Regions from separate parts of the Homo sapiens genome. Here regions 1, 3 and 4 are each linked to region 2. A link is a contact called in ENCODE Hi-C or POLR2A ChIA-PET data. All regions are on one chromosome and are shown on one strand. Each heading gives the region's core, a stretch centred on a gene start or an enhancer-like site at or near the end of the contact. The rest is flanking DNA. Distances are from core to core; before and after follow the strand shown. Region 1 has its middle 100 kb from the start of CNKSR3. Region 2 overlaps CNKSR3 (CNKSR family member 3). Region 3 has its middle 79 kb from the start of SCAF8. Region 4 has its middle 83 kb from the start of CNKSR3.

Region 1 (2,700 bases), core at 23-2,522, 200 kb before region 2:
TATCTTTGGCAGGCTATCTGTTGTTCTTCCCTATGACTCTATGCAGAGGCAGCATCAACATTTCCCTTCTTGAAAACAAGCTGGTGTTTTACTTTAGTAGACACTACCCTGAATCCCTGAGTCAAGGAACTGTTTAGAACTGAAAGGGGACCATGCAGATATGGCCACCCCACTCTAGGCCAGTGAGTGTGAGACACGTGCCCTTGTCCACGCAGCACGTCGTTTTGAGGTTCTGATAGCTTGTCCAACCTCCTGGCACTTCACTGGCCCCACTTGTGTTTTACTATTTTACTGATGAGGAAATAGAGGCTCAGAAGTTTGCATAACTCTCCCGAGGTCACACAGTTAGACCGTGGGATGCTCTTGAGTCTGGGTTTGTTTAACTCCAGATGCCATGTGTCTTTCACTGCATCATATCCACCCATAATCCTGTGCCCGGATGTTTTACCAAATGGTGGAAATGACACATCTATCCACATGAAACAACTCTATCCAGATATTGAGTTGAGAGAAACAAAGTGAGTCAAGATTGAAGTGGATATGATTAAAAGAAGGTAGGATTGCAAGCCACTCGATTTGAATTCCAGGGCAGCTATGTGGTCCTAGACAAGTCACCTAACTTCACTGGCCTCAGTCCCTCATTTGGTAATTAAGGGTGTGAGCAATAGAGTAGAAGTTCCAGTGCTAACATTTCTGATTCTGGTTGAGGAAGCTGGAAGGAAAGCCATATGAACTTGGTCTTAAAGGGAGAAGTGAAGGAATGGCTGACGGACAGTCCGGATTGAGGGAGTAAAGTAAGCAAAGGCTCAGAGATGAGTTCAGACACACTATATTCCTGGGACTGTGATAGATCTCATAGCATTTGTTCACAAAGTAAGTTAGTGTGCTTGGATAAAGGGCTAGACCTATGCCAAGTAGGAAGTATTTGGAGACACCTACATACCCCACTCATTGTTGTGGATCTCATATCTATTCCCCACCCTGCCACCCCACCATAAAAGCTTTCTTATTATCCACTCTGAGAAGGTGAATTGGAAGTTTAATAATTCTTAAGAGAAGCTTTTTCTTATTGACAAGGAAAAAGATCTAATGTGGACTAGGGATTTGGGAAACTTGTGCACATGTGCTGAGTCAGGAGGTTTGAGCTTATCTCTCCTACTATCTGGTTGGGTGTCAATTCCATTGAAGCAATAATTATGAAGGGCTGATTACACATATGACGTTATGGCTAAAAGCAGCCCACAGCCTAATGAGTCATGAGCTAAAGGACTGTGAAACTCCTAAGAGCTGTGAGCAGGAGCTATGGGAAGTGAGTGGCTAAACCAGGCCAGAGGCACCGGAGAAGACTTCCCATAGCAAGCGTCATTTGAACTGTACCTTGAAAGAAGGAAAGAGGAAGGAGGGAAAAACAAACCAGATGAAGGGAAGAGCATGAGGAAAAGCACAAAAGCATGACGTGCACAAGGTGATCAGGAAATGACAAGCCCTCTCTGACACTGCAGGATCCGCCACATGGAGGGTTGGAGAAGGCACGTCGTTGAACATGGGCTAAGGTCTCATCCTGGCTCTTCATGTTCTGAGCAAATGTTTCTGAACTGTTAAGGCACGTGAATGGCCACACCATGTCCTGTGGCGTAGCGTGGGATTCTGCAATTGTACCCAGATTGTCGTCACATTATGGTTGCAGGACAGAAAAAATGGAATAAGGCATCTGACTGAAATCAAATGGCAAACTGAGCAGGTTTATTGAGGTTAATGGGCTAAAACACAGAAGGGTGTGGAACCAAGTAGGGAAAGAACTAAAATGTGGTTTTCGTAAACACTTTGGAATAAAATTGTATTGTACAAATAAATTCAGATCCAGTCAGAATCATCAGAGATGATTCAGTAGTTCAGGAAATAAAAAAATCGATTTTTATTATGTTGTTCTATGTTGAAACCTTGTTAATTGGTCTTTAAATTAAAACTAATTAAATGGACACACCCTACTTCAAAAAAGGCACAGTTAAGTGATGGGTGTTTCTTAAAGTGGGTTTAGTACTATTGTTCTTGGACTGGAGGGTGAGGGGTGCCCCCTTATGAAAATAATTTCAATACATACTTAAAAGGTGATTCATTGTTTAAGAGTAGAAGTTTGCACATTTATATTTTTCATCTGAGGGCTCGGAAAATTATGTATTATATGTATCTAGGTTGGTGCTCATTCATTCATCAACCATTTATACCAAGTCCTTACTATCCTTGGTACTTTGCTGGTAGGAGGAAGAAAATTTCTGGGTAGAATACCATGGGGTTGCTTAAGAATCTCAATAAGAAGACCAAACAACCAAGCCGCAGTTTAAAAGTATTATGTAAGCATACGCAAATTTTAATTTTATTAAATATTTACATATGTAAATATTGGAGAAGCTGGGGCAAAAAATCGCACAGTTCCCCGAAATAAAACTCTGAGAGCTATTTTTAGCTCTTCTTTCTTCCTTCATCTGCTCCCAAACCACCCCATCCAACCCCACACTAATTCAATCTGTCACCAGTTCCTACCAAGGTTACCTCTGAAGTGTAATTGATTGGTTATTTTTTCTTCTCTTCTATCTCTGCTTTGGGCCTATTGTCTAACGGGAATTTGGTTACCTGATGAGACATATAAAGCCATTAATCTCCTTATTTGTAGACATTTCTGGGTTTGCATAAAATAGCATT
Region 2 (2,700 bases), core at 86-2,585:
TTAAACTGACATGTAGATAGAATTAGAATGGAATCAGTGATCCAACTTTTGCTGGTTTTTGTAGTATTTGATTCAGAAAAGAATCACTCTCCATTGGTTACTATAAAGGTTCCTTTGTATCTTTTGACATGGTTTTCAAATCTAACAACTTCATAATATATCAAGTCTTTTTTGCTGGATTTTGGCAGAGATCCGACTCTTGGCATGAGCAACGTGGTTCGCTAGAGCATACCTTAATGTGTGATTGCTGTAGTAAATAGGATATTCAGCTACACACAGAAGCACAGGAAAACTAGAGCTGTCTTTTCAAAGCTATATTTGTTTGGATATTAAAAAAAACCCTGCATTTACTCTTCTTTTTTTTTTTTTTTTTTTTTGAGATGGAGTCTCGCTCCATTGCCCAGGCTGGAGTGCAGTGGCATGATCTCAGCTCACTGTAACCTCCGCCTCCTGGGTTCAAGCACTTCTCCTGCCTCAGTCTCCCAAGTAGCTCCTGCCACCACACCTGGCTAATTTTTGTATTTTTAGTAGAGATGGGGTTTCACCTTGTTTGTCAGGCTGGTCTTGAACTCCTGACCTCAGGTGATCCACCTGCCTTGGCCTCCCAAAGTGCTGGGATTACAGGCGGGAGCCGCTGTGTCCGGCCTGCATTTATTCTTATTTCATCACGTCATGGTATTTTGCTTATTTAATAGGATCTGTATGTATTTGAGCGGCAACTGGGGTTGACAAAAGGAATGCTTTTCCTCCAGTGGAAAAGGAGAATTTAAATTATCTTCTGTGTGCTGGAGGTAGCAGCACTGCTGGAATTCTTCAGTATGAGAACATCTTTGTAAACAACTTAATTATTGTCCATATTATCTTCCAGGGATGAGAATGGCAGTTTTGTTTATGGAGGGTCCAGTAAGTGCAAACAACCATTGCCTGGTCCTAAGGGTTCAGAGTCCCCGAATTCCTTCTTGGACCAGGAAAGCCGGAGACGAAGATTCACCATTGCAGACTCGGATCAGTTGCCTGGGTACTCGGTGGAAACCAACATTCTGCCCACAAAAATGAGAGAGAAAACACCATCTTATGGTAAGTTTCAAGTGTTTGTTTTGTTCTGCCGTTGGCCTTGACTTCTCCTCCCCGCCCCCTGCCTTAGTTGGAACTGTTGGATGAATTTGGCAGACTTCAAGAGTAATCTGAGGAAAACATAAACCTCAATGAAATTCTAAGTATGAGACCTTTATTCATCTCTGTCAAGCGGATCCTTGTTGAGTCATTACTCTGCCTGGCATGAAAGCCCAACTGGGTGAGATCATGTTACAGTTTTAACTTTCAGTGCCTGGGTTTTAGCTTTGGAGTTGCTTTGCTCTGTAGACTCACAGGCTCAAGTTTAATGTGCCTCTATCTTAGTAGCACTCTATTTCCTGCTATGGAAATACAGTGCTTTAAAATACTTTTATTTTAAAATTTGTTATTGCTTCTGTCTAAGTGGGTGTGGTATTGTGAGGTCTAAGTTATACATAAAGGGAACGGTTCACTAAAGTTCCAGAACTCATCAAACTTGTCACCTTCTTTCTCGTCCCTCTGAAGGCAAGCCACGGCCTTTGTCCATGCCTGCTGATGGGAACTGGATGGGGATTGTGGACCCTTTTGCCAGACCTCGAGGTCATGGCAGGAAAGGTACGTTTCATCCAAGCAAACCAAGGAACAGCAAATGGGGAGTGAACAGCCCCAGGGCCTGGTTTCACCTCTGTTTCTAAATGTGTTATAATAAGTAGACTGAGTACTTGGCCTTTCTGAGTCCCGTTTTCTCATCTGTAAAATTAGGACTGCTGAAGATCTTTAAGATCCTACTTATTTCTAGAATGGCAAAATTATATAATCCTAGTTAGTGATTGTAAATATCCTAATTAGCATTGAGTGCTGTAAAAAGGCTATAGACTTTAATGGTCTAATTTTTATTCATTTACTTTTTAGAGACAGGATCTTGCTCTGTTACACAGGCTGGAGTGCAGTGGCGTGATCATACCTCACTACAGCCTTGAGCTCCTGGACTCAAGTGATCCTCCTGCCTCAGCCTCCTGAGTAGCAGGGACTACAGGTGCACGCCACCACGGCTGGCTAATTTTTTTTTTTTTTTTGGTAGAGACAGAGTCTCAATATGTTGTCCAGGCTGGTCTCAAACTCCTAGCTGTAAGTGGTCTTCCTGCCTCAGCCTCCCAAAGTGCTGGAATTACGGGGATGTGCCACCATACCCAGCCAATAGTCTAATTTTTTAATGAATAGAAATAAATTATTCATTAAACAATCTTTTTCAAAATTTATTTTTAAAAATTGAGATGGGGTCTTACTATGTTGCCCAGGCTGGCCTTGAACTCCTGGGTTCAAGTGATCCTCCCACTTCAGCTTCCTGAATAGCTGGTGTTACAGACGTGTGCCACCATGCCCAGCTTTCATTAAACAATCTTATTCTAAATTTTGTTGCTTTTATTTTTGGAGTCTGTTTGATTTCTGATGAACAAACATGGATTTTTTTTTCTTCCAAGTCCTTCTTATGTTAGAAGGCAGTTACTATTTGAAAAGAAATTTGTGTTTAATTCACCCTGTAATCAAAGTCCCTGGTTATTATGCTGGTCTTGAGTGAAATGTTTTAAAACATTCTCATTTTATTGCCAGATTGCATTTGATTGTCATCATTGGCAGAACATTATA
Region 3 (2,700 bases), core at 168-2,667, 240 kb before region 2:
TTTTTTGAGACGGAGTCTCGCTCTGTTGCCCAAGCTGGAGCGCAGTGGTGCGATCTCGGCTCACTGCAAGCTCCGCCTCCCGGGTTCAGGTGATTCTCCTGTCTCACCCTCCCGAGTAGCTGGGACTACAGGCGCGTGCCACCACACCTGGCTGATTTTTTTTTTAATTTTTAGTAGAGACGGGGTTTCACTATGTTAGCCAGGATGTTCTCGATCTCCTGACCCCGTGATCTGCCTGCCTCGGCCTCCCAAAGTGCTGGGATTACGGGTGTGAGCCACCACGCCTGGCCCTTTTTCTTTAGACAGAGTCTCACTCTGTCACCCAGGCTGGAGTGCAGTGGTTCCATCTTGGCTCACTGCAACCTCCATCTCCTGGGTTCAAGTGATTCTCGTGCCTCAGTCTCCTGAGTATCTGGGATTATGGCACCTTTCACCACGCCCAGCTAACTTTTGTATTTTTAGCAGAGATGGGGTTTCGCCATGTTGGCCGGGCTGGTCTCAAACTCCTGAGCTCAAGAGATCCGTCTGTCTCAGCCTCTCAATGTGCTGGGATTACAGGTGTGAGCCACCGCGCCCAGCCATGTGTCCCCTTTTAACTGATATGGAGGCAGAGGTTTGCAAATGAAGTGACATGGTCAGTGGAAGAGCTGAGATTTGAACTCAAGTCTGCTGACATCTGAGTCCAAGCTTTTTCTGCTTCATCACGCTGCATATGCAGGAAGAATTCTCTAATTGTAGTGCCTCAAACCCGGAACAGGTCAAGGACCAACATTTTTGGACAAAGAAGACCTCCCAGCATCATTTTGTCATCAAGGCAGGCAAATGCATTTAAGGCTGGCTGTGTGTAGCGATGGCTGAACTATCACATCCTACTCTGTTAAGGAAGCAAACTGGAGGACCAGCAAGTTGAGTGGACAGGCTGAGGGGCATAGCTTTTCATAGACCCTCATTCAGTGGGGGCTGCAGAGAGGAAGTTAGGTGCAGTGAGTTTCAATGGGGTCTGCTCAAGTCATCAAACCTCAGTTCTCCATCAGCTCCCACACAACCCATGAAAAAGTCTAAATTCTTTCAGGGCAGCAGAGATGCTTTGTATTTGGTTTACACCTGCTTTTGTACTTAATATACTGGCATTTGTGTAATATAGCTCTACAAGAGATTAATAAGTAGGCTTTGTTTTTACAAAAAGCAGGAATTATTTGAATATCAAATTTTAAAACTTCTTCAAAGATCTTTTGGCCAACTCTGGACATGCTATATTCTATTTTCTTCCAGAATGTTCTTTGCTGTACTAAACAGTTGGAACTGTTCTTTCATGACTAAGCTGGCTTCTCTCATGTACGGGACATGGTTCTTCAACTCCACCCTGAACGTACTGTTGCCGCTGACAGGAAGGGTTGTTGTGATAACAAGGAAATACATGATTCACAGGAAAATCTCCCTTCATTCCTCACCTACCAACCCTCCGTGGTCATGTGCTTTGAGATCCTTGAACATTAGGGGAGTTTCCAGGATTGTTTTGATTTCCTTTCCCTGAATCTCCCTCCTACCCAGGCTCTCCTCCACTTTTAAATCAAAACCAATTAAAAATCTACTAAAAATCATTACCAATTAAAAATCAAAACCTATTAAAAATCAAAACCAAACAAAAATGACAATAGGATTACACATCACAAAACCAGAAAGTCTTAACGAGCCCACAGTTATCATCTTAAAATCAAACACACACATGCACTCAATCCATGTAACATTCCTGTCACATCCTTTGAGACTTCAAAACTCGAGACTAGCAACATAAATTCCAAAAGCTTCTTTTGGCAAGCAGACACCAAACATGCATTTTCTAGCTCCGAGAGAAAGAAATGAGAAGCAGTGTTTTTCTTTTCTGTGTTCAGAGTTGCTGGGGCTATTCTTCTGCCCCCTGCTCTGGTTCCCAGGGCTGGGCCATGCTTCCAGCTCCTGTGTTGTGCTGGCCTGGCCAGGGCTTTTGGCTATTGCTACAGTCACCTGCTTCTGGACTGTGAAGGTAGCAGTTTGCAGAATGTGATTCAGGCTCCCCTTTCCCAAAGTACTGTTCTTCCTCCTTATCTGTTCCCAAACCAGAACCATTTGATTCTTGATTAGTGATATAGGTGGAGGCAGAAGGCCCCACAGGTGACAGGTCAGGCCTTTATTAGCATACATGATTTTATCAGGCCAGTTGACTGGCAAGTTGATAAATACAGAAAGCCACATCCTGAGGTGTAAAGATATAAAGGACTGTAGAGAAAATAACAAATGTCAGTTGACTTCAGGCACCTCAATTAGAATCAAAGAAAAGGAAGGGGCTGGACATGGTGGCTCACTCATGCTTGTAATACCAGAAGTTCAGGAGGCCAAGGCAAGGGGATTGCTTGAGCCCAGCAGAAGTTTGAGGTCAGCCTGGACAACACAGTGAGACTCCATCTCTTTAAAAAAAAAAAGCCAGGTGCAGGGGCACCTGCTTGTAGTCTCAGCTACTCTGGAGGCTGAGGTGGGAGGATTGCTTGGCCATGTGAGATCATGGCTGTAGTGATTTATGACTGTGCCATTGCACTTCAGCCTGCACGACAGAGACCCTGTCACAGAAAAAAAAAAAAAAAAAAAGGCACCCAGAGGAAGAGAGAGATGTCTGGAGGAGAGAGAATGAAGCTTACAATTTTGCCTTGACCTGACATCTCCTAT
Region 4 (2,700 bases), core at 28-2,527, 180 kb before region 2:
ATTAGTAACATGCTGTCCACTCAGCTTATGGGTAGGAGCCAGATCTGATGACTGACACCATGGCCAAACGCCATTTTTTTAAATCTTTTTTGATGAAGTCTCGCTCTGTCATTCAGGCTGGAGTGCAGTGGCATGATCTCTGCTCACCGCAACCTCCGCCTCCTGGGTTCAAGCAATTCTCCTGCCTCAACTTCCCAAGTAGCTGGGACTACAGATGTGCAGTATCATGCCCAGCTAATTTTTTTTTTTTTTTTTTGAGACAGAGTCTTGCTCTGTTGCCAAGCTGGATTTCAGTGGCTCTATCTGGACTCACTTCAACCTCCACCTCCCAGGTTCAAGCGATTCTCCTGCCTCAGCCTCCCGAGTAGCTGGGACTACAGGTGCATGCCACCACGCCCAGCTCATTTATTGAGCTGGTTTCACCCTGTTGGCCTGGCTGCTCTTGAACTCCTGACATCAGGTGATCCATCCACCTACCTCAGCCTCCCAAAGTGCTGGGATTACAGGAGCCACTGCAAACGGCCGGAACTGGTTTCAAATGCAAATCTGATCTATCACTCAGCCTCTGCCTCCCAGGTTCCAGCGATTCTCTTGCCTCAGCCTCCTGAGTAGCTGGGATTACAGGAACATGCCATCACACCCGGCTAATTTTTGTATTTTTAGTGCAGACAGGGTTTCACCATGTTGTCGAGGCTGGTCTCGAACTCCTGACCTCAGGTGATCCCCTACCCCTGCCTCAGCCTCCCAAAGTGTTGGGATTATAGGCGTGAGTCCCCGCGCCAGGCCCCAAACACCATTTTCTCATGAGTGGTGCTTCACATGGCTTCTTCCCAGATCTGCTTTCACTCAACTCTTTGCCCTAGGTTTTCCGAGTTCCTTGATTACCTTTGCTTGGGGTGGGAGATGGGCCTTCCTTATGCTTTAAAAAATTACCTATTTATTTTTCAGACGAGTGCAACAAGGATTTATTAAATGTAATTATATAATTTATCTGAAGGTTCCTCGAACACATAAATTGTAGGCTAAACTCTCAACCATAATCTCTAGGGTGTTTCTCAAATTCTTAGGTTTTACTGGAATTCACGGGAGTTCCATCGTATAAGCTTCTCTGTGGAATAAATGGGAGAAAGGCTTGCAAGCAGAGGTAGAACTCCTGCTGAAGGTGGTTAGAAATTGGGATTTATATTGACAGCACAGACACCGCCTGGGACTGCGCCTGGTGAGGCAGGAGATCTGGTTACTCTAGCAGTAAGAGTCTGTGACCTTCATAAAAGTAGAAAGCAATGTGCCCAGTTCACCGTCTGCGTGTGTGTTAGAGGCATAAGCAAGGTTCTCAAGGGTAAAGAGAGCCAGATCTGAGTTTGCTGGCTGAACTTACCTTACATGGTGCTGGGGAGAGAGCTGGGGGAGGGAAGGCAGGCGGGGATTACTCACAAGGATTCAGAGTCCGCCCCATGACATAGATTGATAGCTCCCTATGGGGCTTTGGTGAGCCCTACACCTTTTAAAATTTCACATAAAGCTTCGACTGGAGAAGCATCTGAACCACATACCAGCAAATCTCTGGACACGGCAACACATTCAGACTCTTCTATTTGAGGAAAACATTGGCCAAAACAAGTAGGGCTTTTCTTCAATTCAGCTTCCTAGTGGTCATGATCTTTGCAGCCCAGAAAGCAAAATTTAAGCAGACTTCTTTTGGTGACTTGTTTTGTTTTGTTGTTTTAAAAATGGTATAATTATTTTTTAAAGCTTGTACTTCCTTTTTGGCACTCTTACAGAATTGCCACCAGGCCTAAGAGCTAGAATGGGAAAAGAAAGAGTAGGTGACAGTGTCACAGAGATGCGAATTAGGGAAAGGTCTTCAATACGGAAATATCTTTAATATCCTGCCTGGCTACGACAGTGACAGGACCTTTCTTGGATAAGCTCTCATGAACCTACGATAATTAGGTTTTATTACGTCATATTGAACAGCCTTTCCTAATACGGCAGCCTTTTCCTAATGCGGTGGTGCTCAAGGCTCTCCCTGATTTTATTCCTGCTTATCTCTCTAGCCCTGTCTCTCAAACTCGCTTCAGTCATAGTGTATGTTCTAGATATATTCAACCTCTTCTAGTGCTCTTCCCCCAACGCCCCACATAGAAGTCAGTAAAGACATTAAGAAGAGTTATTTTAGATCTCCAGTTCCTTTTAATTGCTATCTTCTCTGTAGAGAATGTTCTTCCTTTGACCTCACTCCTTCTCTGGTTTTAACTCTCAGTGGTCACTGCTTCCAGGAAGCCCTCCCAAACTCCCTCTCTTACTCCTCCCCAGGCTGAGTTAGGATTCCTTCTCTTTGCCTCCTTAATATCTATGTAGCTAGAACTTTGCGCTATATTATTTTATAACTACCATATACATTCATGAGTGGATGAATCAATGTTTGTCACCATTGGACTAAAAGCAAATTAATTTTTTTTTTGAGACAGGGTCTGGCTCTATCACCCTGGGTGGAGTGCAGTGGTGTGATCTCAGCTCACTGCAAGCTCCACCTCCCAGTCTCAAGCCATCCTCCCACCTCAGCCTCCCAAGTAGCTGGGACTACAGGCACGTGCCACCACTCCTGGCCAGTTTTTTGTATTTTTAGTAGAGATAGGGTTTTGCCATGTTGTCCAGGCTGATCTTGAACTGGTAAGCTCAAGTGATCTCCCTGCCTCA

The links. Hi-C counts contacts between places; a loop is a spot of excess contacts on that map. ChIA-PET counts read pairs that join two places held with the same protein, here RNA polymerase II (POLR2A). Pooled maps may share reads with other maps.
Region 1: a map of heart right ventricle shows a loop between it and region 2 (2.3-fold over the local background). The contact joins two enhancer-like sites. A Hi-C loop is called at or near these places in 2 of 168 maps with a recorded cell type or tissue (heart right ventricle and transverse colon), 2 of 37 single-sample maps with no recorded cell type and 11 of 50 pooled maps. POLR2A ChIA-PET finds 5 or more read pairs at or near these places in 1 of 52 experiments (A673).
Region 3: a pooled map shows a loop between it and region 2 (5-fold over the local background). The contact joins two enhancer-like sites. A Hi-C loop is called at or near these places in 2 of 168 maps with a recorded cell type or tissue (ascending aorta and endothelial cell of umbilical vein), 1 of 37 single-sample maps with no recorded cell type and 5 of 50 pooled maps.
Region 4: a map of Right ventricle myocardium inferior shows a loop between it and region 2 (10-fold over the local background). The contact joins two enhancer-like sites. A Hi-C loop is called at or near these places in 3 of 168 maps with a recorded cell type or tissue (Right ventricle myocardium inferior, cardiac septum and sigmoid colon), 2 of 37 single-sample maps with no recorded cell type and 13 of 50 pooled maps. POLR2A ChIA-PET finds 5 or more read pairs at or near these places in 1 of 52 experiments (K562).

Annotation. Positions count from the first base shown.
Region 1 is chr6:154,612,048-154,614,747 of GRCh38, reverse strand. No RefSeq gene overlaps it. Among named protein-coding and RNA genes, the nearest start is that of CNKSR3, 100 kb to the right of the region's middle. Within about 2 kb of position 1,272, at least 2 of the 41 ENCODE cell types and tissues checked have a DNase peak (open chromatin) inside an H3K27ac peak, as active enhancers do.
Region 2 is chr6:154,409,311-154,412,010 of GRCh38, reverse strand. CNKSR3 (CNKSR family member 3) reads left to right here. Exons shown (of 13, transcript NM_173515.4): 11 at 869-1,077; 12 at 1,579-1,668. Among named protein-coding and RNA genes, the nearest start is that of IPCEF1, 54 kb to the right of the region's middle. Within about 2 kb of position 1,335, at least 19 of the 41 ENCODE cell types and tissues checked have a DNase peak (open chromatin) inside an H3K27ac peak, as active enhancers do; they include ascending aorta and endothelial cell of umbilical vein, where a contact is called at or near this core.
Region 3 is chr6:154,652,753-154,655,452 of GRCh38, reverse strand. No RefSeq gene overlaps it. Among named protein-coding and RNA genes, the nearest start is that of SCAF8, 79 kb to the left of the region's middle. Within about 2 kb of position 1,417, at least 5 of the 41 ENCODE cell types and tissues checked have a DNase peak (open chromatin) inside an H3K27ac peak, as active enhancers do; they include ascending aorta and endothelial cell of umbilical vein, where a contact is called at or near this core.
Region 4 is chr6:154,591,973-154,594,672 of GRCh38, reverse strand. No RefSeq gene overlaps it. Among named protein-coding and RNA genes, the nearest start is that of CNKSR3, 83 kb to the right of the region's middle. Within about 2 kb of position 1,277, at least 6 of the 41 ENCODE cell types and tissues checked have a DNase peak (open chromatin) inside an H3K27ac peak, as active enhancers do.